4 separate regions of the Homo sapiens genome follow, and regions 1, 2 and 3 are each linked to region 4. A link is a loop called in an ENCODE intact Hi-C map of the cell type or tissue named here. Cell type or tissue: mammary epithelial cell. All regions are shown on one strand.

Region 1 (8,000 bases), 140 kb before region 4:
AAGGATCAAGTTTAACTTACTATTCTGCAAGAATCTCTCTGTTTCAGAATTAGAATGTGAGGGGAAGAGAGGAGTTGTAGGAATTATACAACAGCCAGAATGGAAGAAGAAGAAGAAATAAAAAAGCTAAAGGAAAATACCCCAAACTTTTGGGAGTAAAATAAATGGCTAAGAGAAACATCCTATTAATAGAATCCTGGCTGGTCTCAGTGGCTCACACCTGTAATCCTAGCACTTTGGGAGGCCAAGACAGGTGGATTGCCTGAGCTCAGGAGTTAGAGACCAGCATGGGTAACATGGTGAAACCCTGTCTCTACTAAAATACAAAAAATCAGGTGGGTGTGGTGGCAGGTGCCTGTAATCCCAGTTACTAAGGAGTCTGGGGCACAAGAATTGCTTGAACCCGGGAGGCAGAGGTTGCAGTGAGCCGAGATCGTGCCACTGCACTCCAGCATGGGTGACAAAGTGAAACTGTCTCAAAATAAAAAAAAAAAAGAATTCTTAAGTTTAGCTTCTCCATGACGGGCTGCAATGTAGTGCAGCTTTCTAAAGTTTACTTTACTCGGGGTTCTAAAGGAAACTATTTTCTGGGATTCCAAATCACCATATCCCTTGTTTCATTGGACAGAGGCAACAGAAAGCTCAACTATAAGCATTTTCTAACAATATACCCAACAGAACTGTAGCAGGCTCAGGAAACAGACTGCTGAACATGATAGTCCTATGCTCAACAGACCTGAGTAGGCAACCATGTTTCTCCTTTAAAATGTCCAATTCCTGTACGTGTGACTTTTTCATACTGTACTTCCAGAGGGGGTTTTGTAGTGGTACAAATGGAACCCAGAAACCTGAGTTCACTCCTTATTTATGTGGCTTTAAACACGCAGTATTCCTACTGCTGAGTATCCTGCATTCAGATGGAAGACAGCTAGCTTCCCACATGACCTGCAGTCATGCATCTTTCCTTCTTTCCCTTAAACTGGGACACAATCCTAAGGAGCCAATCACAGCACTCAGGGAATTTTTGGGGGCTGCTCCTTCCCTCTGCTTCCTAGATGGAGAGGCTATATAATGAACTGAACTGAATTTTAGGTAAGGGAATGTATACACTTAACTTCTCTGAGCTTCAATTTGTCAACCAGGTGAGAAAAAATTCCATTTCTACATGTTTTTTGGGACTGTTCTAGGGCATGCCCACTATTCATGCAGACCAGTACTCACATACGCACAGATTTACACCCTGCTTATCTCAAAAGGACTTAATGGAGAAAATGAATTAAAAATGAGTAAAATGAATAAAGAAGAGAAACAAAAAGGAAAGGAAAGAGGATGTGAAATGGAGCCAGTAGTAAGCTTTCTACAAAAATGCCTACCATGAAATCTTATATACCTGTAAGAGGCAGGCCATACCATTGGCTCTAGAAGTTTTAATAAGCAACAGGAAGAGGGAAAATAATCAATTACAAAATACAATAACTATAATGCAAACACAAACTCACTGCCAACTATTCCTGATACAAAGACCAGAGAGAAAATTTTCCTGAGAATTTCTTCCAGAGAAAATATTGAACAATACAACAAATCACATCTGTAAGGTAAAGAGAGATGGATTTTATGGTGTTTGTACTCTGCATAAAATGTTAAACATTAACATCATCATTATTGTAAGACAAACAGAAAGCGATGTCACCTACCTGTCCAGTCTCTGTTTTCTCACTGCACCATTTTCCCAGATCAATCAGGCACTTATCCTGGAGGGCAGGATCCAGCTTGACATCCATGGCACGCTGGTGTAGGATCCTTTGGACTTCAGCTCGGCACTCCCGTGAGAGCTGCATGAGAAAAAATGAGCTAAATACTTGAAAGGTAACAAAACAAAAACACAAAGATATGAGATAAACCTGCTATGAGGAAACTAACAAATAACCCTGTATTTTATCTCCCAAATTTTATACCTCAAATATCTTCCAGAATAAAAATTAAATGTTGCGGCCAGGTGCGGTGGCTCACGCATGTAATCCCAGCACTTTGGGAGGTCGAGGCGGGCGGATCACCTGAGGTCGGGAGTTTGAGACCAGCCTGACCTACATGGAGAAACCCTGTCTCTACTAAACACACAAAATTAGCCAGGCATGGTGGCACATGCCTGTAATCCTAGCTACTCGGGAGGCTGAGGCAGAAGAATCGCTTGAACCCGGGAGGTGGACATTGTGGTGAGCTGAGATTGCACTACTGCACTCCAGCCTGGGCAACAAGAGCGAAACTCCGTCTCAAAAAAATAAATAAATAAATAAATAAATAAATAAATAAATAAAATGTGCAAGAGGCTTCGAAAAGCCCATATCTTTAGCAATGCGATTATACATATTCAGCAGTTTCTAATATACTATATAAACAACATTCTTTTATGACAGTATCCTGATAAAAGTGAACTGGCTTCATTCAGACTAGGTTAGTTGGAAAGTTTTGTGTTTGTTGTTTTGCTTAGCAAAACTAATGTGTCAGTCTATGAACACCAGGTAGAAGGTCAGATCCAATTCAAGAGAGCATATACACTTGACTCAGGAGAAATGAGTTCAAATTGACCTAAATCAGAAAAAGCAGGAAAATGTAGATATAACATTATGAGATAGGACTGGACTCTTCTAGATGAGCTATGAAGAATTAGCAGAGGGTAAAGCAGGTGAAAACTAGTATTTTTCCAAGGGCCATGACAAAGCTGTTATTGACAGATACAGTTAGTCTCTCTTGCAAAAAAAGAAAAAAAAGCCAGCATACCTGGGGCAGGAGGGATGGAAAGTAACTGTTTAATGAACACAGGGTTTCCTTTTGGAGTCATGGAGTGTTTTGAAACTAGACAGACATGATGACCACACAACACTGTAAATGTACTAAATGTCACTGAATTTTTCTCTTTAAAATGGTTAAGACCAGGAGCGGTGGCTCACACCTGTAATCCCAGCTCTTTGGGAGGCTGAGGCGGGCAGATCACCTGAGGTCTGGAGTTCGAGACCAGCCTGACCAATATGGAGAAACCCCATCTCTACTAAAAATACAAAAATTAGCCGGGCGTAGTGGCGCATGCCTGTAATCCCAGCTAATCTGGAGGGTGAGGCAGGAGGCGGAGATTGTGGTGAGCCGAGATCACACCACTGCACTCCAGCCTGGGCCAACAAGAGTGAAACTCCGTCTCAAAAAAAAAAAAAAGGGGGGGGTTATTTTGGCCAGGCGCAGTGGCTCACACCTCTAATCCCAGCACTTTGGGAGGCCCAGGTGAGTGGATCACCTGAGGTCAGGAGTTCAAGACCAACCTGGCCAACATGGAGAAACCCCGTCTCTATTAAAAATCCAAAAAAAAAAAAAAAAAAAAAAAAAAAGCCAGGCATGACGGCAGGCACCCGTAATCCCAGCTACTCGGGAGGCTGAGGCAGGAGAATCACTTGAGCCAGGAGGAAGAGGTTGCAGTGAGCCAAGATCACACCACTGCACTCCAGCCTGGGGTGCAGTGAGACACATTCAAGAGTGAGGCTTTGTCTCAAAAAAAAAAAAAAAAAAGGTTAATTTTATGTTATGTGAATTTCACCTCAATTTAAAAAAAAAAAGAAAAGAAAACCAGCACCACAGACTCCAACTCTTTCTTATTTAAAAGAGAATAAACCTCCTACCCCCTAGTCACTATAGTGACCAGAAAGATGCCGGGATGTGGGAGCCCCCATGGTTAATGAGAGGCTCATTATATGGAGAGAAAAAAAAAAAAAAAACAAATTCCCACGTTTTCTCACACAGCAGTATAAACACTGGGTTAGGGAGCAGCAACTGATGTATGCCATTTCCTTCTGAGTCCCCTCATTCTGGATTTGAGATAGCCAGGCTTTTGCATTAAGCTCAGAAGGGGTATTTCTAAGGATGGATGAGAAGTGATACCATCTCAACTCTCCGGAACAAAGGCAGGACTGATAATGGAGCATCTCAGAAGGTAGAGAAAGCCATCGTGGAGAACAAGTGCATGTCAGTGCGCACCGGGAAGCAGCCGATGCTGCCGAGACCCCAGCACACACAAACATCCCAACAAAAAGCAGCAGTTGGGGCAGACAAATACCAAGAGACTGAGGTATGGAGGTTTCTGCTCCAACCAGTCCATGGGCAGACAATGCAAATGTGTTCAGCTGCCAAGAGGAGAAGCCTAAAATCCATTTGTAGCCTGGCTAAAAGCTTCTAATGGATCCTTAAACCTAAATAAAGTTAGGACAGCAGAATTTAACTGTCCATTTGTGATTCAGATTTTGGGAATTAAAAAAAAAAATCTGGAAATCTTCCCCCACCCACTTTGTTAAAAACATAAAATCAGATGATAGAAGCTGGTAGGGCAACTCTAAGTGCACTCACGGAAGGAAGAAGTTTCTAGAAGTGCAGCAATCTTCTCCCCACAAAATAGTCTAAAAAGTTTTCCTAATATGACTGAAATCAGAAGAATATACAGCAAACAATTTAAAAAACAAATGACAAGAAGAAGAAATGAAGTCGATATTCACTGCATACCCTCCTTCCCTGTTCCTCAGTGCGGTAGGCGTGTCTGTATAAACAAGAGAACACAGCTCCCTGAGGCATAAATTCACTGGTCTCATTCCAACCGTGGGTGTGGCAAAGACGAGAAGCGTCTCCCTGGCACTTGCGGTACAGGACAGGGTCCAGCCTATAAGGTTAAGAGTTAAAAGATAACCACTAATTAATAGACATTTCCTTCTAACACAGGCTCAGGGTTTTTATGAGGTGTTTGCTTGTATACTCATTGATAATCACTTCCAGGGGCGTGGAGACAGAAGATATGTAAAAGTATATTCCTGAATTTTGTTCTTTTGTTTTTTTTTTTTGACACAGGATCTCTCAATCTGTCACCCAGGCTGGAGTGCAGTGGTGCTATCTTGACTCACTGGAACCTCCGTCCCCCGGGGCTTGAAGGCAATCCTCCCACCTCAGCCTCCCAAGCAGTTGAGGCAACAGGCACACACCAGGCTCTTTTTTGATATTTTTGGTAGAACAGAGTCTCGCCATGTTGTCCAGGCAGGTCTCAAACTCCTGAGCTCAAGCAATCAGCCTGCCTTGGCCTCTCAAAGTGCTGGGATTACAGGCATAAGGCACTGCACCCAGCCGTGAATTTTGTTCTTAATGAACACACAGTAGTCAGCACTGTGGGAGGCCTAGGCAGGAGAATAACTTTCTATAGAAGTTTGTTAACCTTCTACAGAAGATTTAAAGTCTCTCTCAAAGATATCTTGGCTTTGTTAGATACCTAACATTTTAATAGACAGCACTCACATGCCCTGGGTGAAAACAGAAAACTAGAGTTATAGCCACCACCAGGCAATTCACAACTTTTTACTTAATACTTTTTACTAAATACCTTTTTCTAAGTAGGAATGAAGTTCAATCCTATGTAATGTATTAGATTCAGTAAGATCAGGAAATGGCAAGATAAATAGTCTCCTATTCAGTTTTCTCTCTTCTTCCTGTGCCAGGTAAGGTGGTTATCTTTTTGGTTACTTGAGTGTGCTTATCAATTTATGAGACTTGACATTTAACTCTGAATCTGGAGACAGTGGATTAGACAATGAGCCTGCTTCTTCTCCACATCAGACCAGGGCATGCTTAATTCTGTCCATATTATATTGTCAACTTTGGTAGATGGCTAGTTAATGGGAGAAAAAAGCTAATATTTAATGAGTAACTATTAAGAACTAATATTTAATGAGTAACTATGCAGCACTTTTTTTTTTATTATGGGGGAAGGAATTAAAGAGGAGAAAACGTGATTTTGATTAAGGCAATACACTCAGTAGACTATTTAGGTTGAGATGGCCTGAGTAAGCAAAGGGAAATTACAGCCCAGCTTTCTGTAGTCCTTTCCAGAGCTAATCTGAAGGAATAGAAATAAGAATATATTGAATCTTCAAGTAATCTCTTTCTAGAAAAAGTATGTGGGCAAAACACATGCACACACACACGTCTTTTGAGATAGGGTCTCACCGTTAACATGCAGTGGCATGATCACAGCTCACTGTAACCTACAGCTCCTGGGCTCAAGTGAATCTCCTTTTTTTTTTGAGACGGAGTCTCGCTCTGTCTCCCAGGCTGGAGGGCAGTGGCGCGATATCGGCTCAGGGCAACCTCCGCCTCCCGGGTTTTACACCATTCTCCTGCCTCAGCCTCCCGAGTAGCTGGGACTACAGGCATGCACCACCTACGCCCGGCTAATTTTTTTTGTATTTTTAGTAGAGATGGGGTTTCACCGTGTTAGCCAGGATGGTCTCGAACTCCTGCCCTTGTTCTCCTCCCACCTCGGACTCCCAAAGTGCTGGGATTACAGGCGTGAGCCACCGCGCCCGGTTCAAGTGAATCTCCTGCTTCAGCCTCTCAGGTAGCTAGGACTACAGGTGCACACTACCATACCTGGCTGATTTTTTTTTAGTTTTTATAGAGACAAGGTCTTGCTATGTTGACCAGGCTGGCCTTAAACTCCTGGCCTCAAGCTATCCCCCTGCCTAGGCCTCCCAAACTGCTGGGATTATAGGTGTGAGCCACTGTGCCTGGCCAAAATATATATTAATCACCAAAAAAAATTAACTACCACACCATGGTGGCTTAACAACCGAATGGAGAAGCCACTGAACTTGAAAAGCTAGAGAAGCAGTTGGATCCAGCACTGGCTGCTTTGGAGGTGGGGAGAGAAAGCAAGATGCGGAAAGAGGAGGGGAATGACAGCCAATGAACTCAGTGATTCTGGCTGTAATACGGATCCTTCTCCTAGTTCATCCTCCCACCCCCACCGCTTTTTGTTAACAGAATGAGAGGGAAATTAGATAATCAAGTTGTCACTTATTGACAAAAACCCCTTAAGACAGACTTAATTCAGTAACTCTGAATAAATAAATAAAAGCCAATTACCATATCCACTGCAAATCAATAAAAATACAACTGCACTATTATCTTCTTAGAGACATATCTGAAGGCGCTTTTGCCACCCCCACAGGTGCCATACTTCTTACTAGACAGATCTTTGTAGTATCAGAAACATTTTGACCCTGACTTCCAAAGTCGTGGTGAACAAGGATGTGTGGTACAGGCTGGTAGTGGGCTGACTCTGCTTTTAGATAATGTTCTGAAAGTGATAAAGAATAGTTTTTCAGGGGATTGGAGTGTGTTAGCTGTCCCAGAACTGAACAAAAAGAGTTTCCTACTGATTATTTTAATAAATACAGGTAATTATGACTACACAGGAGAAGAGGCTGAGGCAATACATTTACTTTGGCTTCAAAATACTCACTTCCAATCCCGGGAGATGAAATACTGCAGCTCTAAGAGACGGTGTTCACAGTCTTCTACCATCTTCTCTGTGTATAAATGTTCCATCAGGCACGACAAGATCCTAGCCATTAAATGTGTAAAATTGTAACAAGAGAGAAGTGTTCAGAACTCTATGTCAATATAGTATTTCCCTGGTCTGTAGAAGGCGGCTTTTAGTTATTTTCTTAGGGCAATCAGATTTATTTTTCTAAGAATCACTCAAATTAACTGAACCTGACAGTGGTTATACCTTCGATCAACTTCAGAGCCACTCAGCACTGAAGACTATGCATGCACAAGGGCAGTGTGCAGCTGCTGTATTTTTAACTGGTTATGAAAACTTTCCAACACACAAAGAAGTAGAGAATAATGTAACAGCCACCTTCCCTCCCCATAACTTTATCAATCTGTGGCCAAGTCTGTTTTAACTCTAGGCCTCTTTGCTGATATTTTAAAGCAAAATCCCAGATACTCCATCATTTCATTTGTAAATATTTCAGCATGTTTCTTTAAAATATAAGGACTTAATACCATTATCACACCACTAAGCAATTATTTTAAAAGCTTTACTATCATGTAATACCCTGTTAGTTTTCAAATATTTTCCTTTCTTTTCTTTTCTTTTTTTTTTTTTGAGATGGAGTCTCGCTCTGTCGCCC
Region 2 (8,000 bases), 260 kb before region 4:
GCTCACTGCAACCTCTACATTCCAGGTTCAAGCAATTCTCCTGCCTCGGCCTCCTGAACAGCTGGCACTATAAGTACGCGCCACCACGCCCAGCTACTTTTTGTATTTTTAGTAGAGATAGGGTTTCGCCATGTTAATTAGGCTGGTTTTGAACTCCTCACCTCGGGTGATCCACTGGCCTTGGCCTCCCAAAGTGCTGGGATTACAGGTGTAAGCCACCACACCCACCTTAATGACTTTCTGATGCCCTCAGGAAAAAGGCAAAACTCTTTTCATATCAAGTGCAAGATCCTTCACAGTCTGGTTCTTATCTGTGGTCTCATTTCTCCTTTCCTCACACTCTGACCAAGCCAGACTGAACAACCTGTAATTCGTCAAACATATCAGGTGAGGTGTGAATGTTCTATTCGGCTCCAGGTTCTGTGCATGCTGTTCCCTCCTGGCAGGTTCCTGCCACCCCTCCCGCAAATACAGGTAATCTCCTCAGGTCACAGCCTCTTTGACATCTTATTTATTTATTTTTTTTGAGATGGAGTCTCGCTCTGTCGCCCACGCTGGAGTGCAGTGGTGCGATCTCAGCTCACTGCAAGCTCTGCCTCCTGGATTGATGCCATTCTCCTGCCTCAGCCTCCTGAGTAGCTGGGACTACAGGCACCCGCCACCATGCCTGGCTAATTTTTTTTTTTAATTTTTAGGAGAGACGGGGTTTCACCATGTTAGCCAGGATGGTCTCAATCTCCCGACCTCGTGATCCGCCTGCCTTGGCCTCCCAAAGTGCTGGGATTACAGGTATGAGCCACCGTGCCCAGCCCTGTCTTTGACATCTTATCTGACAATCTCCCCCTCCTTCTCCAACACTTGGTTAGGTGGCTTTTCTATGTTCTCCTATAACACACTACACTTCTCCCAGCACAGAACTTACCACACTGCACAATGGTCTGTTTGCCAATCAGAGAAGCAACATGCCAGCATGGCAGGGAATCCAGGCTTTGGGGGCGGACAGTTCTGGGTTTGAAAATATCCCCACCTCTCACTAGCTGTATGACTATCAGCAAGTTACTAAATCTCTAGGCTTTGAACTCCTCATCTGTAACACGGGCTAGAAACACCTACCTCACATGGTTGCTGCAAAGACTAAATCAGACAAGGCAGGAAGAACATGGTACAAGCACCTAAGAAGCACTCAGTAAGTGGTAGTTATTTTTTATTATTTTTTGAGACGAGGTCTGTCATGCAGGCTGGAGTACAGCGGCATGATCATGGCTCACTGCAGTCTCAACCACCCAGACTCAAGCGATCCTCCCACCTCAGCCTCCAGAGTAGCTGGGACCACAGATGTGTACCATCACACTCAGCTAATTTTAAAATTATGAATATTTGTAGAGGTGAGGTCTCACTACGTTGCCCAGGATGGTCTCGAGCTCCTGACCTCAAGTGATCTGCCCACATTGGCCTCCCAAAGTGCTGGAATTACAGGCTAAGCCACCACACCCGGCCTATTATTTCCCTATTATAATGGAACTAAGAGCAGAAACCTTATAAATTGCTCAATTTTCCCAGCGTTCAGCATAGGTACCTAGGAAATATATGTTGATGCATGAATGAGAACAGAGAACAAAGAAGATGGGGGGAAAAAATCAAAGGTAGGACCCCCAGATTTGAGGAGATATCTAAATACCTGAGAGAATTATTTTTATTTTTATTTATTGTGAAACAGAGTCTCACTCTGTCGCCCAGGCTGAAGTGCAGAGGCGTGATCTCAGCTCACTGCAACCTCTGCCTTCCAGGTTCAAGTGTTTCTCCCGCCTCAGCCTCCCGAGTAGCTGGGATTACAGGCGCACGCCACTGTGCCCGACTAATTTTTTGTATTTTTAGTAGAGATGGAGTTTCACCATGTTGGCCAGGCTGGTCTCGAACTCCTGACCTCAGGTGATCCACCCACCTTGGCCTCCCAAAGTGCTGGGATTACAGGCATGAGCCACTGTGACCGGCCAATAATTTTTAAAGCTAATATTTTTATAAGTAGTTACAATGCACCAGATACTGCCTATGTATATAACTAATTTAATCCTCACAACCTTATGAGGTAGATACTAGCATTTCTATTCTACACTTGAGGAAACAGGCACAGATAAGTGGAAGTGACTCACCCAAGGTCCTACCAAACTGTTGAGTAGCAGAACCCTGCCAATTTGGCATTAGTGGCCGGCTATTTAATCATGACTCCACGCTACCTTTCAAATAAAAGCAGATGGTAAGGAAAGGACAGCTGTGAGGACTGAACCATTAAGCACATTCCCCTAACAGAGAAAGGGAATTGCAAAGGTGGCAGAACAAACACAGTAACAGATGAGTTTTAAGGAGGAATTAAAAAAAAACTTTAGGCCGGGCGCCATGTCTCACGCCTGTAATCTCAGCACTTTGGGAGGCCGAGGCGGGTAGATCATTTGAGGTCGGAAATTGGAGACCAGCCTGGCAAACATGGTGAAACTCCGTCTCTACCAAAGATACAAAAAATTAGCTGGGTGTGGTGGCACGCACCTGTGGTCCCAGGTACTCATGGTGCGGCCACCATTGCATCTTGGGCCTCACTAACCAGTTCCCGTTTGTTGGATTCAATACTGTCTCACCACACAGGCCAATCTTGTGTTTTATTAATTTTTTAAATTTTTTTTTTTTTTTTTGTAGAGATGGGCTCACTATGTTGCCCAGGCTGGTCCTGAACTCCTGAGGTAGGAGGATCGCTTGAGCCTGGGAGACAGAGGTTGCAGTGAGCCGAGATTATGCTACTGCACTCCTGCCTGGGTGACACAGTGAGACTCTGTCTTAAACAAAACAAAACAAAAAAAGGCCAGGCGCAGGGGCTCACACCTGTAATCCTAGCACTTTGGGAGGCCAAGGTGGGTGGATCATTTGAGGTCAGGAGTTTGAGACCAGCCTGATCAGCATGGTGAAACCCCGTCTCTACTAAAAACAGAAAAATTAGCCAGGTGTCGTGGCTTGCACCTGTAGTCCCAGCTACTCAGGAGGCTGAGACAGGAAAATTGCTTCAACCAGGGAGATGGAGGCTGCAGTGCGCAGAGTCGCGCCACTGCCTGGGTGACACAGTGAGACTCCATCTCAAAAAAGCCCAGGGTGCTTGGCGCCAAAAAAGGGATCTCTGACCTTGTGTTCATTATGACCTTCAAAAGAGTGAAGTGGTGAGGGCATGAGGGCAGAGGAAAAGAAGGGCTTAAGACAACGAAGGAAAAGAAGGCACCAGAGTCTAGTGCCTTTGCCGCCAAACCTAAGCCTATAAGGTTGGCAGCAAAACCAAAGCACAAACTGATAGCAAAGGAGGTAAAGCCAGGGGAGAAGAAACTGAAGACGTCAAAGACAGAAATGAAGCACATCATCTGGTTTAAAACAAATGATAGAGTTTTTACAGTTCTGGAAAATGACCGTATAATATTCTCTGCTAAGAAGAATAACTTCTGCTAAACAACCATAAGACTGCAGCTGGCTCTACTCAGATCTGCTTATTCCAACAAGACCAAGGTGCTAGTTCTAACTTCGAGTAGTCCCTCTGTATGGCTGCAGCGTTGCGCACAGTGGACTGCCGGTCACAAGGAAGACTGGATGAGCGTGGGTTCACACATTTCCCACACTTGCCTCAGCAAAAGAACCACCTGGGACACTTGTTTAAAAATGACAGATTCCCACGGTCCACCTCGGCAGATTCTGATCCTGCCACGCCAGGGAGCTGTATTTTTCAACAAGTACACCAGGTGATCACGCAAGTTTAAGAAATTAGCACAAGTTGGCCGGGCGCAGTGGCTCACGCCTGTAATCCCAGCACTTTGGGAGGCTGAGGCGGGCGAATCACGAGGTCAGGAGTTCCAGACCAGCCTGGCCAACATAGTGAAACCCCGTCTCTACTAAAAACACAAAAATTAGCCGGGCGTGGTGGCGCACACCTGTATTCCCAGCTACTTGGGAGGCTGAGGCAGGAGAATTGCTTGAACCCAGGAGGCAGAGGTTGCAGTGAGCCGAGATCGCGCCACTGCACTCCCGCCTGGGCGACAGAGTGAGACTCCGTCTCGGAAAAAAGAAAAAAAAAGAAAAAAGAAAAAAGAAATTAACACAAGTCCCTGCCACTGGAAACGCATATCCGTTGGGCTGGCTCCTCCTCCACCACCAGCCCCCATCCCGGTACATCACGTTTACATGCATGCGGAAAATGGGCTTGGAGATTCTTGATTCAAATCCGAGGTATCACACATCGGCCCCCAAAGGTCAAACATTAAGAAGGAAGCTTACTGCCCTGTCCCAGACTTTTCTAGGTGACTTCTTCCTCCGGACTCTGCAGCAGTCTTACTAGTTCTGAAAGCACAAGCGGACCGCACGTCTCAACGCGGGAAAACAGTTCCATCTGCAGGGATGGAGGACCGGGCTAGACAAGCTGGAGTTGGCTCTGCGCCGCAGGGGTGTGCAAGCCCAAGACTGGGGAGCCCGAGGTCACCCCGGCCGCCCTGGCATCGGGGCTGAGGTGCAGGCTCCTGGAGGAGCGGTGCGCAGGCCCAGGGGTAGCCGAGGACACAAGCCAAGGCACGAGCGGACAACCTTACGGGGACGAGTACTACCGCCCGGACGCGACTTCGCGAGAGGCCAGGCGGAACCCACTGGAAGCGTGAGCTAGCGGGGACCACCCCCGGGCGAAACCAAAGGAGAAAGAGGGGAACCCAGGGGTCCCGGGGCGCTTAGGCCCGCGCGGACGGGGAGGCCAGAGTTGCCCCGAAGCTATCTCCTTACCTCACCGGCCCCCACGGGCTCCGCGCTCAGCTACAGCCCGGCGGGAGCAATGCGGCAGCCACAACAGTTGCCGGCGGTCGCCGCGGGCCGGAAAGCGGGGTTCGGGGATGGGAAGGGGGCGGGGCGAAGCGAGCAAAAAGTTCCGGGGAAGCCGAGACCGCGACCTTCCGCGCTTTACGGCCCCCGGGCACGGGTACCGCCGGCGCGTGACCTCAGCCGCGCCCGAGCGCGCCGTGACGCCCTCGCGGAGCCCCGCCCCTGCCACGTGGGCTTGTTTGGGTCTCGCGAGGCACCGCCCCCGCGGCCTCTTTGCCACCCTCAGAGGCGAGCTGTGGAAGCCTTGACTCTTAGGGCCGTTTTAGAACCCGGGCCTCGGACCGGCGGGGTTTCTGCACGTGGAACCGGAACATCTGAGATGATCGCAGGCCCTGTGGAGTGTGGGGAGCGCGGGGGTTCTTTCTTCCCTCGAGGCCCGTGCCAGGGCTTACTCCAAAGCCAGTGGGTCCCCAGTCCTAAGCCAAGCAGTCCCGGGGGAAAACGCTTCTCATCGCCGTGGGAGCGCGGATCTTGGAAGTGGCTCTGGGCTTTCTTGGGCGAGGCTCTCACAGAGTAGATCGGAAATCCATTCTGCTGGCCCGCCCCACCTCGGAGGACGGACTAACGGACCTGAGTTCCCGGCCCTATCTTACTCTTCTCAGCTTCTCAGCTTGGCTCAGCTCAGAGGAAGAGGAATCACTGAAGTCTCAGAGAAGTCTCCACTCATCCCTTCCTCACCGTCACATCAGCCTTTTCTTTCCTTCTAGAAGTCATCACTGACTCAAGGATATAAGTTTGATGACTGTCTTTTCCACTGGTGTGACACGATCTCTGTCGACAGAACCTTAGTCTTATGCATAGCTTTATTCTCAGCACCCAGAACAGTGCCTGGCACCTCTTCCACTGAATATTATATGCATAAGGGTCTCATGCTGCAGCCACCATTGCATCTTGGGCCACACTATCCAGTTCCCGTTTGTTGGATTCAATACTGTCTCACCACACAAACCAATCTTGTGTTTTATTAATTAAAAAAAATTTTTTTTTTTTTTGTAGAGATAGGCTCACTGTGTTGCCCAGGCTGGGCCTGAACTCCTGGCTTCAAGTGATCCTTCCATCTCAGCCTCCCAAAGTCCTGGGATTACAGGCGTGAGCCACTGTGCCTGCCCCAATCTTGTGTTTTATTGCTGGCCACCTGTAGCCAGGCACTGTGCAGGATGATGGGATCCAGCAGTGTACAAGAAAGAGGCGGTTTCTGCTCTTAGGGAGTGGCAGTCAAGTTCCAGGGACCCCTCTGTCACAAGGCCAGGCCACAGCCTACATAGTTTATACCCCATTTACTGGCCAGTCAAATCACACAAAGACAGCCCAGATGAGGTCTGCCAGACAGTGGACTGAAACTATGCCATAGGCTCCTGTGCTAGATAAATACTTCCATATTTTAGCTAGGATTGAATGCTTGGGGACACCTACCTGTCTAAAAAAAGAGAAAACGGCTGACCAATTTGAGACATTCTCGGGGAAGGCTTTCCTGATGCCCAGATGTGGCAATTTCATGAAAAATATCACAGGTTTTCCTCATGAACCATTTGGTTCAAGCCATTTCCAGGCACATGAATTTGGGAGAAACCTGGTTGTCTGCAGGAGATGGTGGATGAAATCAAGTGAAATACTTAATGTGTTGATTTCATTCTGTTTACGTGCAGTAAATAGCAAACAAATGGTATAGATCTGTCCCTGATTTCCTTCTCCATCACCATGATCGGCCTCCACTCCAAAATGCTAAGTCAGGCTGGGTGCGGTGGCTCATGCCTATAATGCCAGCACTTTGGGAGGCCAAGGCAGTTGGATCACGTGAGGTCAGAAGTTCGAGACCAGCCTGATCAATATGGTGAAACCCCATCTCTACTAAAAAATACAAAAATTAGCTGGGCGTGGTGACACATGCCTGTAATCCCAGCTACTTGGGAGGCTGGGACAGGAGAATTGCTTAAACCCAGGAGGCGGAGGTTGCAGTGAGCTAAGATTGTGTCACTGCACTCTAGCCTAGGTGACAGAGCGAGACTGTCTCAAAAAAAAAAAAAAAAAAAAAGGAAGGAAGTCCTAAGGCCCCTTTCATTGTCAAAGATGGGTCTTGTCCTTAGTAGGTTCTCATAACCACTGATGCACTATTTTTTCTAGGGGGTTGAGTGTTTTTATTTTATTATTATTTTTTAGATGGAGGCTCACTCTGTTGCCCAGGCTGGAGTGCAATGGCGTGGTCTCGGTTCACTGCAACCTCTGCCTCCCAGGTTCAGGCGATTCTCCTACCTCAGCCTCCCCAGTAGCTGGGACTGTACAGGCGTGCGCCACCACGCTGGGCTAATTTTTGTATTTTTATTAGAGACAGGGTTTCACTATGTTGGCCAGGCTGGTCCCAAACTCCTGACCTCATGATCCGCCCACCTAGGCCTCCCAAAGTGCTGGAATTACAGGTGTGAGCCACCGCGTCCAGCCTATTTTTATTTTTTGAGATTAGCTCTCACTCTGTCACCCAGGCTGGAGCACAGTGGTGCAATCACGGCTCACTGCAGTCTTAACTTCCTGGGCTCTAGCGATTCTCCCACCTCAGCCTCCCGAATAGCTGAGACCTCAGGCGTGTTCCACCGTCCCCAGCTAACTTTTGTATTTTTTGGTAGAGGTGGGGTTTCACTATGTTGCTGAGGCTGGCATTAAACTCCTGACCTCAAGAGATCCACCTGCCTTGGCCTCCCAATGTGCTGGGATTAGAGGCATGAGCCACCACGTCCTGCCCTAAACAGACGTTTTAATTACGCTTGTCAAGTCCTCTTGTGAAATATTCATCTGCAGTGACTTGGTAAATGTGTTTGCTACCACACAGGATAAACAGTGTACAGACAAACATTTGACATACCTATGTTACCACAGTGTAAGAATGAATTTGGATCTGAGGTCGCTAAGATGCAGGCGTTTATCTTACCTCCCTCCAGCACCGGCATGGCTGTGGGGAAGGCCTCCCTCCTCCCTCTGAAGTTCTTGTCGCCATCAGTAGACTGGACATCTGCCTACAACCGACTTCACAGAAAGGACCTGACACCTGGCATGCTTCTCGTGTGCTTGAGAGCCTGTGTTTGTGTGGAAAGCAGGGATGTTCTCATTCACACCATGGGAAG
Region 3 (8,000 bases), 170 kb before region 4:
GTAAGTGAGCCAGAGAGCTTGCTCTTTGGGAGGTGGCAGTGGCAGACAGGAAAAGCCCATGGAAACACAATGTCAGAGGTCAGCCCAACCTTTCACCTGGGCCTGTGTGCCCTGCAGTGAAACTTGAACAGATCTTCACTGCTGTCACCTACTGCTACCTGGGGCTGTTGGGTGCAGCTCAGTTCTATGGCCTGATCCTGGTTGCTCTCTGAAGAAATCCCTGCTATTTGGCCCACCCTAAGGGGTCTCCCAGCCAAATGGGTCAAGGAGCAGTCCCTGGCTCCAAGACCCAGGCAGGAGAAAGGCATAGTCCTGCCAGGGCCCTGGAGTATGACAGCCAAGCACTAGCAACTGCCTAGTCCTCAGAAGAGCGGCCTGTGCTCCAGCCCCTACCTCCTCATTTGAGCCAACTTCCTCCTAGTCTGCTGCCCCTGTTGCCCCTCTCCTCCTGGCTTTTCTCTTCCACATCGTCCAAGTGTCTCCCCAAGTACAGAGTGTTTGAGAAGACACTGTTCTGCTGTGGGTTGTTGTGGGCAAGTGAGGTAGGGATTTAGGGCCGAGGCCGAGAGCTCCCAGGGAAGGCCTGTCTGGGGAGTCTGCAGCATCCTGCGTTGGGGATGTTCCTATCTTCTCCTACAACCCAATGGCAGCTGGGGTTTTAGTTTGGTCATTCATTCAGGTCCCCAGGCTAATCTGGCCAGTGAGAGGGACAGTGCCTGGTGGGGCAGGCATTCCTGGGCACTGCTGATCAGCTGTCTGAGAAGGGCCTCCCCTCTCTGCACCTCACTTTTTCATCAAGTGAGAATTGGATGTCTAAGGTTCTCCTCATTTTGGCTAAAACTCTTTAATTCCTAGCCCCTTTTGAGGACAAATGCCAAATGCCTCTGAGGATTATGTTGGCCAAGGATTTTTTACCAGAAACATCTTCACACATAAAATGTGAGGGTGGGGGCGATACATTCAGACTATTAAGGCTTCAGCTGGGCAGCTGTCTCCATCACCGCCAGGGCCTCTGGGGCTGTGGCGTCCACTTATGGGGCAGAGTGGAGCTGGGGTAGGTGAACCAAAATCTCCCTTGTAGGGTGCACTGGTGACAAGGAGCCTGAACCATGGACCCCACCTTCCTAAGCTTAGATCAAAGCAGGCAGCCTCTCCAAGACGCTCACGGACAGGCTCCCCACATGCAGAGACTGATGGCTGCCTTGGGCTCCCTAGACAGAGCAAGATCTGCAGTGATGACTCACAAGGACCCCAAGTCCCTCCTCCTTCTTCCTCCTCTACTCTTCACCTTCTCCCCGTCTCTCCTCTATGTCTGGGCCCACAGCCTCCTAGGTGACAACTGCCTATGATGGGCATGAGTTCTGAGAACAAACCCTGGGTCCCAAGTATCTGCCTCCTCTCGCAGCACATCTCATTCCTCAAATCGTAGTATGGATATTACCACTTCAAGAAACCCCTGCTACCATGCAAATTCCTGAAGCCATTCATTTTTAACACGCAGACGCAAATTAACTTCGCCGAGACAGGCAGCAGCAGAAGGCTCAGGGAGGAGGTCTGGAAAGGCTACTGACGCAGGGACTGGGCTGCTGGAATGTGAGGGAGAAGACTGACAAGGGGGTGATGGGGAAGGGTGGCCACTGAAGATCAGGCGCCTCTCAGGACCAGCCATCCACACGTCAGATCTGTACACAGAGCTGCCAGATTCTGCTCTCCCCAGGACAGAGCCTCATGATGTGGGCTTAAACATATCAGTAGAATGAATAATTCTGGACACATTGGCTCAAGAGTCAGAAAACCCCAGACGTGACTTCCAGCTCTGCTACTAGCAGCATACAGAAACCAAGGGGATCAAGGTCCCTAGTCCTCTAAAAGTCCTTGAGTCCTACTCTGCTGAACCTAACTGGTCAAGAACTAAGGACCTGATCAGCAAGGTTTGTGAGCATCAGTTGGCAAGTTCAAGGCCACTGCTTCCACTAGCAGAGAGGTGGTTGAGGTTCCTCCCAGTCACCACAGAGAAGATTTAACAAGTAAAAACCTGCAAACTCTTTATTAAATTCTCCCATTTCATCTGTACAGAAAAAAATGCACATTATGTTCAGAACATATCTCAGTAACATCTCAAAATTACACAGCATGAACATGTAAAAACAAGGGACCACCACGATTTTATACATAGAAAGGAAACCCATTTACAAAAGAGGCTTGTTAATTGTATTTTTTTCTTTCTTTCAAAAACAAAACAAAACAAAAAAAGTGAAAAGCCTAAGATCTCACACAGCATTTGCTGTACAGACTGTTTTCCGGATGGACTGGTTTGGGAACACTGTGCTGGGGGAAGCTGCCCAGGAAGCGCTCCCGCTGCCGGCTTTCCGGAGGTCTCTGCCCAGTGCACTGCAGGGGGACCTGGAGGGCCCATTTCTACCACCCTAGCATGTCTGACAGAAAGCCCTGCTGGGCTCTGGGGTCCAGATGTCAACTCTACATTGGAGGAGGCAAAACACAATCTAGAGGCACTGTCTGAACTTTCCCCTGGCCCAGGGAGATTTCTCCACTGCACACAGCACAGTGTCCTATACATGTGTCCTGGTGGAGCAGAGGGAGCGGGAGAGGACCACGGGTCAGGATCCTGTCACCACCAGCCTGAGCAGACAGTCCCATCTTTGTGATCCAGGTGACAAATAATCAGTCCCTGGTCCCCACAATGACCTCACCAGATGGCTTTGGGGAGCTCTTCACCCTAAAGATTCGGTCTGGTTTGCTAATGACTTATCTATTATCTGAAGTCTGTGGAGGAAGGACCAAGAAGGGGTGCAGTTAGAGGGATGAGCAACCAAAGACCAATGGGAGGGAAGGCAGGCAAGAACCTCAGACCCGGCCCCACGCCCTCTAGGAACCAAAGTCTAGTGGAGAGGAGGCGAGTGGGGAGGAAGGAAGTGTCCCTCAAGGCCTGAGAGAGACCCACAGCACCAGATGCTGCATTTTACAAAACCACTTAGGTGCTGCCCAAATGGTGAGAAATAAAAGGAAGCATTCTGGCCTTTCAGGTTTTTCAAACTCACAAGATGTTGAAATACAAGTAAATATACCAAAATGCACATAATTGAGGCCAAGGTGGGTGGACCACATGTGGTCAGGAGTTCGAAACCAGCGTGGCCAACATGATGAAATCCTGTCTCTACTAAAAATAAGAAAAAATTATCCAGGCATGGTGGTGCATGCCCGTAATCCCAACTACTTGGGAGGCTGAGGCAGGAGAACTGCTTGAACCTAGGAGGCAGAAGTTGCAGTGAGCCGAGATTGCGCCACTGCACTCCAGCCTGGGCAACGAGTGAAACTGTGTCTCAAAAGAAAAAAAAAAAAAAGGCCAGGCCGGGCGTGGTGGCTCACGCCTGTAATGCACTTTGGAAGGCCGAAGTGCACTTTGGCCGAAGTGGGCCACTTTGCGGCCACTTTGGAAGGCCGAAGTGGGCACATCATGAGGTCAGGAGATGGAGACCATCCTGGACAACACGGTGAAACCCCGTCTCTACTAAAAATACAAAAATTAGCTGGGTGTGGTGGTGCATGCCTGTAATCCCAGCTACTCCGGAGGCTGAGGCAGGACAATCGCTTGAACCAGGGAGTCGGAGGATTCGGTAAGCTGAGATAGCGCCACAGCACTCCAGCCTGGCAACGGAGTGAGACTCCATCTCAGAAACAAAACAAAAAACCAAAAAAGCCATTACGGCCAAAATTTAGGCTGACTGTTCTAGGGCTGGCTGACTTCCAAGGTTCCTGGTCCAGCTTCCTTCTTCTTAGATTAAGTTCTGACTTAGAGTGTGTTCTAAGGAGGCAGGGGAGGAAATGGGAAGGGAAGGCCTCTTTTCAGTGGCCTCTCCCCAGATGACTCACTATAGTAGGAACTTCGGGGCAGAAGTCACACCACAGGCCTGGAGGATGGGAGGATAGGAGACACTTCCAGAAGCCACACTGACATAAGAACAGAATCTTCTCTTGGGAAGGCCAAGGGAAGTCAGCCACATAATTCCCTTTCCAGTGTGCCTTGATAAAACGTAAAACATGAATGAAGACACTCTCACCATTAGATTCTTCTGTTAGTTGATCTCAGGAAACAGAAACAAATGAAATCTGACAGTAACTTTCTGTAGCATCTTCAGGGAAAGCTGTCTCTTCACCAGGATGCATCCCCACCCTGGCCAGCTGAGTGACTCACTGTTCCCAAGAAGAGTAAGGACAGCATGAGACAGCCAAAGGCCTGCAGTGTGTTCAAGTCAATACCTGCTCACTCAACATTAGCTCACTGGTCACCCTAGAATTCTCCTAGCTTTGAAGGATGCACTAACACAGAACTGCAGCTGGGGGTGGTAGCCCGGGGAAGATCGCTTTCCCGGGGGTGATCCCAAGCCTATGGAGTGCATGGCTCCCCTGCCGGTGCTTCTTGCTAACGGGCTTGTCTAGGGACAACAGCAACAGCAATGGAAGTCCAACATGCACCCAGGTGAAGGCCTCACAGAGCTCCCCATCTGTGGGAGAAGCTCCATTGTGAACAGTTCGTCTTGTTCTTAATAGTTTGCCCAGACAGCTCACCTTCAGTACCCCAGAGCCTCCAGCCTGGCAGTCCGGGCTCCAGGTACCTCTAGAGGGCTGTGGCGCACACTATGCATAAGTCACAGGGACACTGGCATGAACTGGTAAGTCCAGATGACAGTGACCCAGCTGCTATAACTGTTAGCAAGTACCTGAAGCCTTAGCCTTGGCAAAACCCCCTACCCTCTACTTCTATTACTGTTGGTGGGCTACACATCAGGAGAGTAGACACAGGCCAGAGTCCATCATCCACTCACATCCACAGAAGGGTCATTGTTTCTTTTCTTGACCATTTCTCAGCCAGTTGACTGACCTATAAGGCCAGGAACCAGGGGTGCCCCAGGCCCTGTTTTGTTTTGCCAAATGAGGGACTTAATGAGTGCGGCCAGTTCAGACTTTGCTGGCCTTGGCACTTAGAAAAACTTGCTCGGGGCCCTGCCTGGGGCTCTCAAGAGCCAGTCATTGGAAAATGCTCCAAGTAAGATGATGAAAGACATTCTTGTAATAAGTAATTGAAGATACTGGCAGAGCTAACTTTTCTATTCTGACCATTTATAAAGATGACAAATGTTTTGGCCAGGCAGGGTGGCTCACACCTGTAATCCCAGCACTTTGGGAAGCTGAGGCGGGTGGATCATGAGATCAGGAGTTCAAGACCAGCCTGGCCAAGATGGTGAAACCCCATCTCTACTAAAAATACAAAAATAAGCCAGGCGTGGTGGCGGGTGCCTGGAATCCCAGCTACTCAGGAGGCTGAGGCAGAGAATTGCTTGAACCCAGGAGGTGGAGGTTGCAGGGAGCTGAGATCGCGCCACTGCACTGCAGCCTGGGCAACAGAGAGATACTCTGTCTCAAAAAAAAAAAAAAAGACAGATGTTTCAAGAACCAAATTCCTCATCAAACTTCCAAATCTGCAGACAACGAATGGGATTTTCTCTCAATTCAGAAAGAACAGAAATATCAACACAATTAGAACTATAAGGGTGTTTACGCATACTGGGAAGGAGACTGCAGAGAGGAAGGATACCCCACCCGGTCAAACAGTGAACATCCATCCTACCTGCAAACCACACCAGGCACGTCCGTAGGCACCTCCATGTACATGACATTCCTGGCTCTTGATATTAGGCCTCAGCGGCCCCCAGCCCCCAGGGGAACCTGCAGAGACTCTCGGGCCGCTCACTCCGGCTGGCAGTGGCGGGAGGCAGTGTGTGCTGCTCGCACCCTGCGTTTCCAGTTTTAGGAGACTGAAGCATCCCAGACAGCTGTTGACAATCAGGAAGACCCTACAAGCAGGACCGAGGGGACTAAGCAGCTTAGCAGCTTCCCTTGGTGACTTGGCAGGGGGACAATCAGTTGGCTTCTGGAACCCACTGCCTCCAGGAAGGGCAGCAAATAGAAAAAAAAGAAAGAAAACCACAGTATTCAAATATATGTCAGTCAGGTTAGACAAGGAGTAACTTGGATCAACTGATCCACAAACTGACACGCCTTGTACTGAACACCCTTCAGGGAAGACATGTGTCGCTCCGGTCCTGCAGTGCACGTGGACTGTGCAGAGCAGAGGCAAGAGTGGGGGGCGCCGAGGGCAGGCCTTGGTCTACATGGACAGTTTTAGGCACGTGATTTATAATACTTTGTGGACATCTAACAGGTTAATAAAATATATATTACATAAATGTCTCTCCTACTGTACACACTGCTCTCTTGTGCAGCCACTGTGATCTCATGCCCCAAACTCAACCAAAGGAGTGCCACGCTGAACCATGATGCCCGGACCCCTCCCTCTCACACCCAGACTTGTCATCTCCACACTGGAGGAATGAGGCGGGATGGCCAAGAATATTGCTTCTATAAAGCCCATATTCTGCAAAGGTTGATGAATCGCCAAAATACAACATTTAGCCAATGCCTACTAGAGTGGGTACACGCAGCAAATGGACAGAAAGAAAAAAAACAGAGCAAATCCTCCATCTTTTAATGTGATAACTTTCCACACCCTCTCCACGTAGAGGCACAAAGGAGCTTGTCTGGGAAGTTTGTCTGGAGTGTGCAGAAAGGTCAGGCTGGACTGCCTGTCACATCCTGAGACCACACTAAACCTTTATAAGCCATTGTCTCTGACCTGTATTGTAGCCTGAAAAATAAAGCAAAGTGAGTCAAACCTCTGGCTCCCACTTCCTGACCCACTGCTCCCCACACCCATCTTCAAGGACCCCTCCCGCCACAGTCCTGCCTCCTGATGAAGCGCAGAGCTTCCAGAGTGACTGTAGCCTCAGCAGGGCCGGTCCAGACATGGCTGAGTCCTGTGCTGCCCTGGAGGAGGAAGGTTCCTGGGATCCTGCTGCCCCGGGACTCAGGATCCAGCCTCTCAGTGCAGATGGATGGACTGTTCAACTTCACAAACTTCCGGTCCCTTCCCCTCCCCAGCTGCCCTTGTCTAGGAAGGCTCATGCTTTGCTTCAATGAAGCGAGGAGACCACAGAAATACCCATGGCTGTGGGGCTGTGACCAGCAGTGGCTGATTAGGGTGGAAACTGGAAAGCGTCACTGTCTCAGCAGAAGAAAGCAGGACCCCACACAGCCTGGGGAACGGCTGCCCACCCACGCCTCGGTGAAGACCACGGCCCTGGCGAGGCCCCAAGGTGCTTCTGAGAGATGAACGAGACACCTCAGTCATGGCACACTGGGTGGTGTGCTTCCCCTCCAAGTCCTGTCTTTGTTTTACACAGTCATATGAAAGACATAACCCCATTGCCCAAATCAAGCCTGGAGGAGATGCGTTACTATATACATTTTTTTCTTTAAAAAAATTTTTTTTTTTGGTGGTTTTCTTAAAAAAGCCTTTGAGTTGCAGGTCAGGTGAGTTGGTTCTGGAAGTACCGGAAGTTCTGTTGGTATGAGAGAGACTTGTCTACAGGCAGGTAAACCCAAGTTTGCCAAACAAAGGCAGTAACCCCAGCGACCAGCTGCTGCTGCTGCACGGTGAGGAGGAGGAGGACACCATGGACACGAGTGGAGGCTGGATGGGACAACGCAGTGGACATCTGCTAATGCTCTAACACGGGGTTGGTGTCACTTCTGAGAAGAGCGAGGTGAGTGGGGATGCTATACAAGAGGGCTGTACAAACTGGGCACTGGATAGGTAGTTCCTTTGGTGGTCAAGGTGGCTCTACCTGTCCTTGAGCTCTCGTGTCACTCGCTTGGTGATCCGTCCACACATCAGGCCAATCAGGAACAATATACAGATGCTCCCACTGATCACAGAGAGAATGTAGTTCTTAGATGGAGACGTCATTACTTGCATGGCAAGATCAGAGAAGCCATCTGCTGGGGCCACCTAGAATGACACAAGGCAATGTGATTCTCTGAGAGAGCACTGGGCTGGTGGCAGTGCTAGGTCTAACTTATCC
Region 4 (8,000 bases):
AAGCTGGGGCTGGGTGTGGTGGCTCACGCCTGTAATCCCAGCACCTTGGGAGGCCAAGGCGGGCAGATCACGAGGTCAGGAGATCGAGACCATCCTGGCTAACACGGTGAAACCCCATCTCTACTAAAAATACAAAAAAATTAGCCGAGTGTGGTGGCAGGCGCCTGTAGTCCCAGTTACTCAAGAGGCTGAGGCAGGAGAATGGCGTGAAGCCGGGAGGCAGAGCTTGCAGTGAGCTGAGATCGTGCCACTGCACTCGAGCCTGGGAGACAGAGCAAGACTCCGTCTAAAAAAAAAAAAAAAGAAGCTGGGATTACAGGTTTACGCCACCATGCCTGGATCATTTTTGTATTTTTAGTAGAGACAGGGTTTCACCATGTTAGCCATGCTGGTCTCGAACTCCTGACCTCAGGTGATCCATCCTCTTTGGCCTCCCAAAGTGCTGGGATTACAGGCATGAGCCACTGCACCCAAGCTTTATTAGTATTTTTAACCTGTTTCTTCCCCCGTAAGATAGAATAATAATATGTATTCCATAACATTAAGAATTACTTATTAGTAATATATATTTACTAAGATGTTACTTAATATATTAGTAAACCATAAAGAGATAAAACAGAGAGTGTTACCAACAAACATAAGTTGACTAAGAACAAGGACAAACAAATGTCTATTTTTAGAATTTTGGCCAGACATGGTGGCTCATGCCTGCAATCCCAATGCTTTGGGAGGCTGAGGCGGGAGGACTGCTTGAACTAGAAGTTTGAATCCAGTTGGGCAACAAAGCAAGACCCCCGTCTCTACCAAGAAAAAAAAAGCAAAAAAAAAAAAAAATTGGCTGGGCACAGTGGTCCACAACTACAGTCCCAGTTACTTAGGAGGTTGAGGAGACAGGATTACCTGAGCCCAGAAGTTTGAGGATGCAGTCGAGATAGGATAGTGCCACTGCACTCTAGCCTGGGTGACAGTGAGACCCCGTTTCTTAAAAAAATTTTTTTTCAGAATTTCACTTATAGTCAATCACTGACACGGAAAACAAAAAAAGGGTACTGTGAAAAACAAAAACAATGGTGTTGGGTTTTGTAATTTGGGGTTCACTTCTATCCTAGGACCTCTGTCATTTTCCCTTAGAGCACCAGGCTCCATGAAGTTAGTAAGCTTATACCTATGGATTCAGTTCTCCTGGAATCCAGTATACTCCATTTGCTGTTCAGCTGGAAACTGGAAAACATTTTCAGCCTTTCCAGCCTAATTCCAGAGCACCATGATTTATGGCAACGAAGATTCTTGAACTCAAACAGAACAAAGAAACTGAGGCAGGTGGCCAGAACTGTACTGAGCAGGAACCCTGAAACCCATACTTGCCCATTGCTGCTGCCACGGTCAGAAGTGCCACCAATGACTAAAAGAAATAAAGGGAACAAAAGTCCTCTCCTCCTCTCTCTTCCTCCCACTTTAAAGTCTCCTGGATTCAAAGAAACTAGCAGGAAGCCAGCAGACAAGTCTGGGAAATGTAGATCCCTAGATCTGAGAGTAAATAGACATAAGACCAGGACATTTTTTTTTTTTTTTTTTGAGACGGAGTCTCACTCTGTCACCCAGGCTGGAGTACAGTGGTGCAATCTCAGCTAACTGCAACCTCTGCCTCGCGGGTTCAAGCAATTCCCCTGCCTCAGCCCCCTGAGTAACAGGTGTCCGCCACTACGACCAGCTAATTTTTATATCATTTAGTAGAGATGAGGTTTCACCTTGTTGGCCAGACTGACCTTGAACTTCTGACCTCAGGTGATCTGCCCACCTTGGCCTCCCAAAGTGCTGGGATTACAGGCGTGAGCCACACGGCCAGGGCACAGGGTTCTTAAGAGGCAAACACATCGCTTTCCACTGGCAACAGCAAAACAGAACCGCAAGCTAAAGCCTCAACCACTTCATTTGTGTGAAAAAGAGAAAATCTATGGCTGGGTGAGGTGGCTCATGCCTGTAATCCCAGCACTTTGGGAGGCTGTCAAGATGGACAAATCACTTGAGGTCAGGAGTTGGAGACCAGCCTGGCCAACATGGTAAAACCCCGTCTCTACTAAAAATAGACAAATAAGCCAGGCATGGTTGCAGGCGCCTGTAACTCCCAGGTACTGGAGAGGAATGAGGCAGGGGAATCGCTTGAACCCGGGAGGCAGAGGTTGCAGTGAGCTGAGATTGAACCAGTGCACTCCAGCCTGGGACAACAGAGTGAGATTCAGTTAAAAAAAAAAAAAAAAAAAAAGGCCGGGTGCGGTAGCTCACGCCTGTAATCCCAGCACTTTGGGAGGCTGAAGCAGGCAGATCACAAGGTCAGAAGTTTGAGACCAGCCTGACCAACATGCTGAAACCCGTCTCTACTAAAAATACAAAAATTAGCCGAGCATGATGGCGCACACCTGTAATCTCAGCTACTCAGGAGGCTGAGACAGGAGAATCTCTTGAACCTAGGAGGCGGAGTTTGCAGTGAGCCAAGATGGCGCCACTGCACTCCAGCTAGGGCTACAGAGCAAGATTCCGTCTCAAAAAACAAACAAACGAACAAACCCGAGAAATCTACCAGGTTGGGATTATATCCCTCTCCCAAGAGGCAGACATGTTCCTGCCTCTAGAAGTGAAAGAGACAAAAGGCACTAGGAGCCATTATACATAGCAAATTCTTTATTTTCATATTAACAGTAAAACATAAAACAGAAACATTAAAACAGGGCATAAACAGAGTTCCCATGGCCCTGTTTTCAAAGCAGGGGCAAGAATACATACAATGACAAGACATTTTGAGTTCGTTTAACTCCAAATCCTCAAGTGGGGAAAAAAACTTAGAGGTAGTGACAAAGGAATATGGTGGGGCAGAGACTGGTGGAGCCCAGAAGACTAAAGCCTGGATTTATAAATGTGATGTCCTACAACGGGGACTGGGAATGGCATCAGGGTTTTTTTTTGTTTGTTTGTTTTTTTTGAGATGGAGTCTTGCTCTGTCACCGAGGCTGGAGTGCAGTGGCGCGATCTCGACTCACTGCAACCTCTGCCTCCCAGGGTTCAAGCAATTCTCCTGCCTCAGCCTCCCAAGTAGCTGGGACTACAGGCATGCGCACCACTGCACCCAGTTAATTTTTGTATTTTTAGTAGAGATGGGGTTTCACCATGTTGGTCAGGCTGGACAAGGCTTTTTTTCTTTGGAGAAATCACTCACGATCGTATGAATTTGCTTCCAAAACATCCAAATTTAATGTACTAATGCAAGGACTGGTAAGACTTAAGATTCACATAACGTCCCTCATAGTTAAGTCTCTTGCTTCCTACTATTAGTGGAATCAATCAGCATCAGGTACTTCAAAGAAAGTCAAATCCTAAGCCTGCCCAGGCCCAAAGACAAAGCCAGCCAGGACCTGACCACCTGTATCCTCTTGGTGGCAATCTGCTGAAGCCAGATGAGTTCTGCTTTTTAATTCCAATCCTATTCTGCCACTGAAACTAGGCCTGGGCAACCACTCTTAATCATTAACATATCAAAAGGAGTATCTCCTCTGAGAAAAGAGCTTTTCTCAGGTTCTAGAAGCTAGCTTTTACAAAAGACGTCTTCAAATAGGGGCCGGGTGCAGTGGCTCACGCCTATAATTTTGGCACTTTAGGAGGCTGAGGTGGGAGGATTGCTTGAGGCCAGGAGTCCAAGACCAGCCTGGACAACGTAGTGAAACATCTATTTCTACAAAAAAATTTAAAAAAGGAAAAAATTATGTCCTAAAATATTAAAGGGTCATTAAAAGGCACAACTAGAACTTGGAACTCTGGGGAAATCTAGTGCAACAACCCCTTGCCGGAGAGAAAGATCCTAGAAACAGCTCTTGAATTGACAGGTCAGAAGTGTTTTATAATAAAAACGATAACAACTCTTCAATAATCATTTGAGAAAATCAGACTGTTAAGCCATTTTCTCCCATGAACAGGACACTGACCTGCCCACATCTTGAAGCATATTCTGTTGTGGAAGTGGGTTGGCAAAGTAGTCTGAGGCAAGGCAAAGAAATACAAACTGAGCCCTAGAAAAGGTTAGGGAGGCAAATCAAAGGAAACTGGAATCAAACATCAGCTTCACATGGGGAAGGCTTTAACTGGATAACTGGAATGTATAAAGAACACTTAAGAACAGCCCCTCAGTCTGAGGAATTGGCTTTATTTAGATAGGAACTCTCAAAATGGGAGACAAGTTCTTCTCATGTTTTCAATAGCAGTCTGAATAGCTTTTGTAAATTCTCTTATGTCTTTTCTCCTGATCTCTGACACTAGGGGAGACTCAAGTAAAAGCTTTGACCTATCACTCATCTTTTCCTGGCAAGAGATAGTGTTCTTCAAAGCACTAGCTTGGATAAAACCAATCCTGAGATCCTAAGCTGGCTAGAAAAAACAAAATCTTCCCCACCGCTCAAACAACTGGCCTCTTTCCTTACCTTTCGCAAAGCAATGAACTTAATGCACTAGGCATTAGCAAAGGGAATCGTTCACTAGCTGCTTCCATCACTGGGCCTGCCAATGTCCCAGCACTTCACACCTGGAACACAAGTGTTATTGCCACAAAGCACACCCAGGTGTGCTATCACACACTTGTGTGGAGATGAGACAAGTTACTAAAAGATTGTCAGCCTTCAAGGTCAGAAATAAACCGGACACAAGGTTCTACAGTGCCCTCTTGTGTTCAACTGAATAATACTCTTTTACATCTACGTTGCATCAAATCAGTACCAAGACGATGGTTAGTCCCTTCAAGGATACTTAAGTGACAGGACAACTCAGATGGGATGTCATATTCCCCAGAAAATGCTTGATGCCCACTCACATCCTAGATGATGAGAGGACACTCTCTAAGGTCCAGAAAGTCACACAGAAAATAAAGAAAATAAGAATTTCCAACATACAATAATGGTTAATGAAGGCTTTAAACCCAAGAAATGGATAATGTAGATAAAGTACCCATCAATTACTCTTTTAGTGGACATAACAGATACACAATCTGTAGTGTCTCAGTGACCTAGGGTCCTAGAATCATACTAATGCAAACAAACCATGATTCCCAATGTTCTAGACTGCAGACAATAAACAGGGATCTTGCTTGGGGCTGCTAGGCGCTAGCAAACAACATCTAACCAGCAGCATGCCTTCAAGGTTTCGAGACCACAGTCACTCCCACTTATAGATGTGGACCATCTTCTCTGTTAAGGTAGCCAAGTAGCTGTTACGGTTCACCTCAAATGGGCAGATGTCCAACACAGGCTGATCGGTCTGTAGGTCCTGGAGCAACGAGCCACTGGCAGCATCCCACAGCTAAAGAACACAAGCAGAGGGAAGGGTCAGGAGTCAGTCAGTACACGAAGGGACTTCCATTCTTCATCATCTAACAAGTCTGAAAGGCTGCAGAGAGAACACTACCTGGAGAGCAAAGCAGGCTGTCCCTAACCTTTGCAAGGTTGTTCAAAGTCAGCACACCTGACATAGTTCAGGTACAGCCTCACCTACTGTAATCAGCAATTAGTCTACCTGTAAGTGGACCTGAAATAAAGCCCAGCTTCCATTCATTCAATGTGCCAGCCTCTTCTAGGGACAGAAGGGTCAATAAGATAAAGTCCCTGTCTTTGCCCTCATGGAACTCACCCTTTTTTTTCTTTGAGACGGAGTCTCACTCTTGTCACCCAGGCTGCAGTGCAGTGGCACGATCTTGGCTTACTGCAACATCTGCCTCCTGGGTTCCAGCGATTCTCATGCCTCAGCCTCCCAAGTAGCTGGGATTACAGACATCCACCACCACGCCCGGCTAATTTTCTTGTATTTTTGGTAGAGATGGGTTTCACCATGTTGGCCAGGCTGGTCTAGAACTCCTGACCTCAGGTGATCCACCCACCTTGGCCTCCCAAAGTGCTGGGATTACAGGCGTGAGCCACCGCGTCTGGCCTCTAAAAATTTATTATTGGCCAGGCATGGTGTCTCACACCTGTAATTCCAACACTTTGGGAGTCTGAGATGGGAGGACAGCTTGAGGATAGGAGATTGAGACCAGCTGGGGCAATACAGCAAGAATCCAATCTCTACAAGAAAAAATTAGCCAGGTGTAGTGGTGCATGCCCGCAGTCCCAGCTACTCAAGAGGCTGAAGGAGGATTGCTTAAGCTGAGGAGTTTGAGGCTACAGTGAACCATGATTGCACTACTGCACTCCAGCCTGGACCGAGTAAGATACTGTCACTTAAAAACAAACAAACAAACAAACAAAAAGAAATGAAAAATATTTTGAAGTATTAAAAAGTAGAGCTAGCCGGGCATGGTGGCACACACCCATAGTTCCAGCTACTTGGGAGGCTGAAGCACAAGAATCACTTGAACCCAGGAGGTGGAGGTTGTAGTAAGCCAAGATTGCACCTCTGCACTCCAGCCTGGGCAACAGAGCAAGACCCTGTCTCAAAAAAAAAAAAAAGTAGAGAGGGACAGAAAAAAAAAGGTAGAGAGCACGGTGGCTCATGCTTGTAATCTTAGTAGTCTGTGAGGCTGAGGTGAGAAGACTGCTTGAGCCCAGGAGTTTGAGACCAGCCTGGGAAACATGGCAAAACCCTGTCTCTACTAAAAATACACAAATTAGCCGGGTATGGTTGGTGTGCACCCAGCTACTTGGGAAGCTGAGGCACAAGAATTGCTTGAACCTGGGAGGTGGAGGTGGCAGTGAGCCGAGATTGCGCCTCTGCACTCCAGCCTGGGTAACAGAGCGAGACCGTCTCAAGAAAAAAAAAAAAAGGACAGACCAGGCGCAATGGCTCACGCCTATAATCCAACCTTTTTTCTTCTGCCATTGACTTGTTGTGGAAGCCAGATCAGCTGTCTTATAGAACGCCCACAACCCGGACTTGTGTATATGCTTTCTGTGCTATCATTAAACTTGTTCTCCTCTATTCCCTGCAACTCCAGTCAATGAAAGTTAGCGCTAGCTTCTAGAGTGGCACTATACAATATGGTGGCCTCTAGTCACACAAGTTTATATTTAACTTGATTAAAATTAAACATTAAGTTCTTCCTTGGCACTAAGCACACTTTAAGTGCTCATGTGACTAGTGTGACTGTACTGGACAGTGCTACTCTAGGCCTTAATCAGACTCAGGTTCAAGAACATCTCAGCTGGGTGCAATGGCTCACGCCTCTAATCCCAGCACTTTGGGAGGCCAAGGCCGGCAGATCACTTGAGGTCAGGAGTTCCAGACCAGCCTGGCCAACACGGTGAAACCCTGTCTCTACTAAAAATACAAAAATCAGTCGGGCATGGTGGTGGGGTGCCTGTAATCCCAGCTACTCAGGAGGCTGAGGCAGGAGAATCACTTGAACCCAAGAAATAGAGGTTGCAGCAGTTCAGTCAAGATCTACAAAGCAATACGGAAAGCACGACTCATGGAAACCAAGCAATCTCACATACACACATATGCGGATATGTGGGATTACAGAGCAGAACTTACACTTTTTTGCTATATGAGCTTCTGTAAAAAAAGTTCATGTTTTCCCTTACCAATATTTTAAGCAAAACTACTTTTTATATGAAAGTAAAAAAGTAACAGGCTCACCAGGGCAGAATTTGCTGCTTCATCCCCAGTACACACCAGGATGTTGCCATCATTCTCTGGGCTTTGGAAAATGGCATTTTTGGTCAATAGTTTGCAAGTAGGTCCTCCAAAAAATGTATGTACAGGCTGGCAGGAGCAGATTGGATTTCCAGTGTCATCCAGTCGGTAGGACATTTCCATCAGCACACTTCGTATGGTGGTGTGATTTTTATCTATGGGACAGAGAAATCAGTGCTGCACCATGGGGACGCTACACAAAAAATTAACCAAGTACCCAAACCTCACACGCTTACAACCTAGTTGGATGGAAAAGCCATAAATGCATTAAACCATCAAGAACAGTTACAAAACAAATGAAAGAACAATATCACAGCATCAATGAAATTTAGAAC

Evidence for each region. A loop is a pair of places that touch in the nucleus more often than their neighbours do. Peaks named below come from ENCODE experiments on the same cell type or tissue, not always from the same donor. Only the 100,000 strongest peaks of a DNase experiment are listed, where the experiment ranks them.
Region 1: a loop joins it to region 4, with 8 times the contacts of the local background. A loop is called at or near these places in 37 of 110 quality-filtered maps.
Region 2: it touches region 4 in a loop (4-fold over the local background); 2 of 110 quality-filtered maps call a loop at or near these places.
Region 3: it touches region 4 in a loop (5-fold over the local background); 8 of 110 quality-filtered maps call a loop at or near these places.

Annotation. Positions count from the first base shown.
Region 1 is chr16:74,475,702-74,483,701 of GRCh38, forward strand. GLG1 (golgi glycoprotein 1) reads right to left here. Exons shown (of 26, transcript NM_001145667.2): 10 at 7,322-7,423; 11 at 4,540-4,693; 12 at 1,695-1,832. Among named protein-coding and RNA genes, the nearest start is that of CLEC18B, 58 kb to the left of the region's middle. In mammary epithelial cell, no CTCF peak of the experiment used is centred here; a DNase peak (open chromatin) is centred at 4,620; H3K27ac peaks cover 1,280 bases.
Region 2 is chr16:74,363,274-74,371,273 of GRCh38, forward strand. It overlaps the pseudogene PDPR2P. Among named protein-coding and RNA genes, the nearest start is that of NPIPB15, 9.0 kb to the right of the region's middle. RefSeq lists silencers at 4,873-5,162, 4,941-5,192 and an enhancer at 5,223-5,272. In mammary epithelial cell, no CTCF peak of the experiment used is centred here; a DNase peak (open chromatin) is centred at 4,998; H3K4me3 peaks cover 1,390 bases; H3K27ac peaks cover 1,268 bases.
Region 3 is chr16:74,445,408-74,453,407 of GRCh38, forward strand. It overlaps GLG1 (golgi glycoprotein 1), which reads right to left. Exons shown (of 26, transcript NM_001145667.2): 26 at 2,033-7,927. The coding sequence ends at 7,760. Among named protein-coding and RNA genes, the nearest start is that of CLEC18B, 28 kb to the left of the region's middle. In mammary epithelial cell, a CTCF peak has its summit at 4,363; DNase peaks (open chromatin) are centred at 3,914 and 4,234; H3K27ac peaks cover 1,743 bases.
Region 4 is chr16:74,618,735-74,626,734 of GRCh38, forward strand. RFWD3 (ring finger and WD repeat domain 3) reads right to left here. Exons shown (of 13, transcript NM_018124.4): 12 at 7,609-7,820; 13 at 2,665-5,337. The coding sequence ends at 5,194. Among named protein-coding and RNA genes, the nearest start is that of GLG1, 16 kb to the left of the region's middle. RefSeq lists an enhancer at 2,027-2,526. In mammary epithelial cell, a CTCF peak has its summit at 4,703 (motif pointing left); no DNase peak of the experiment used is centred here.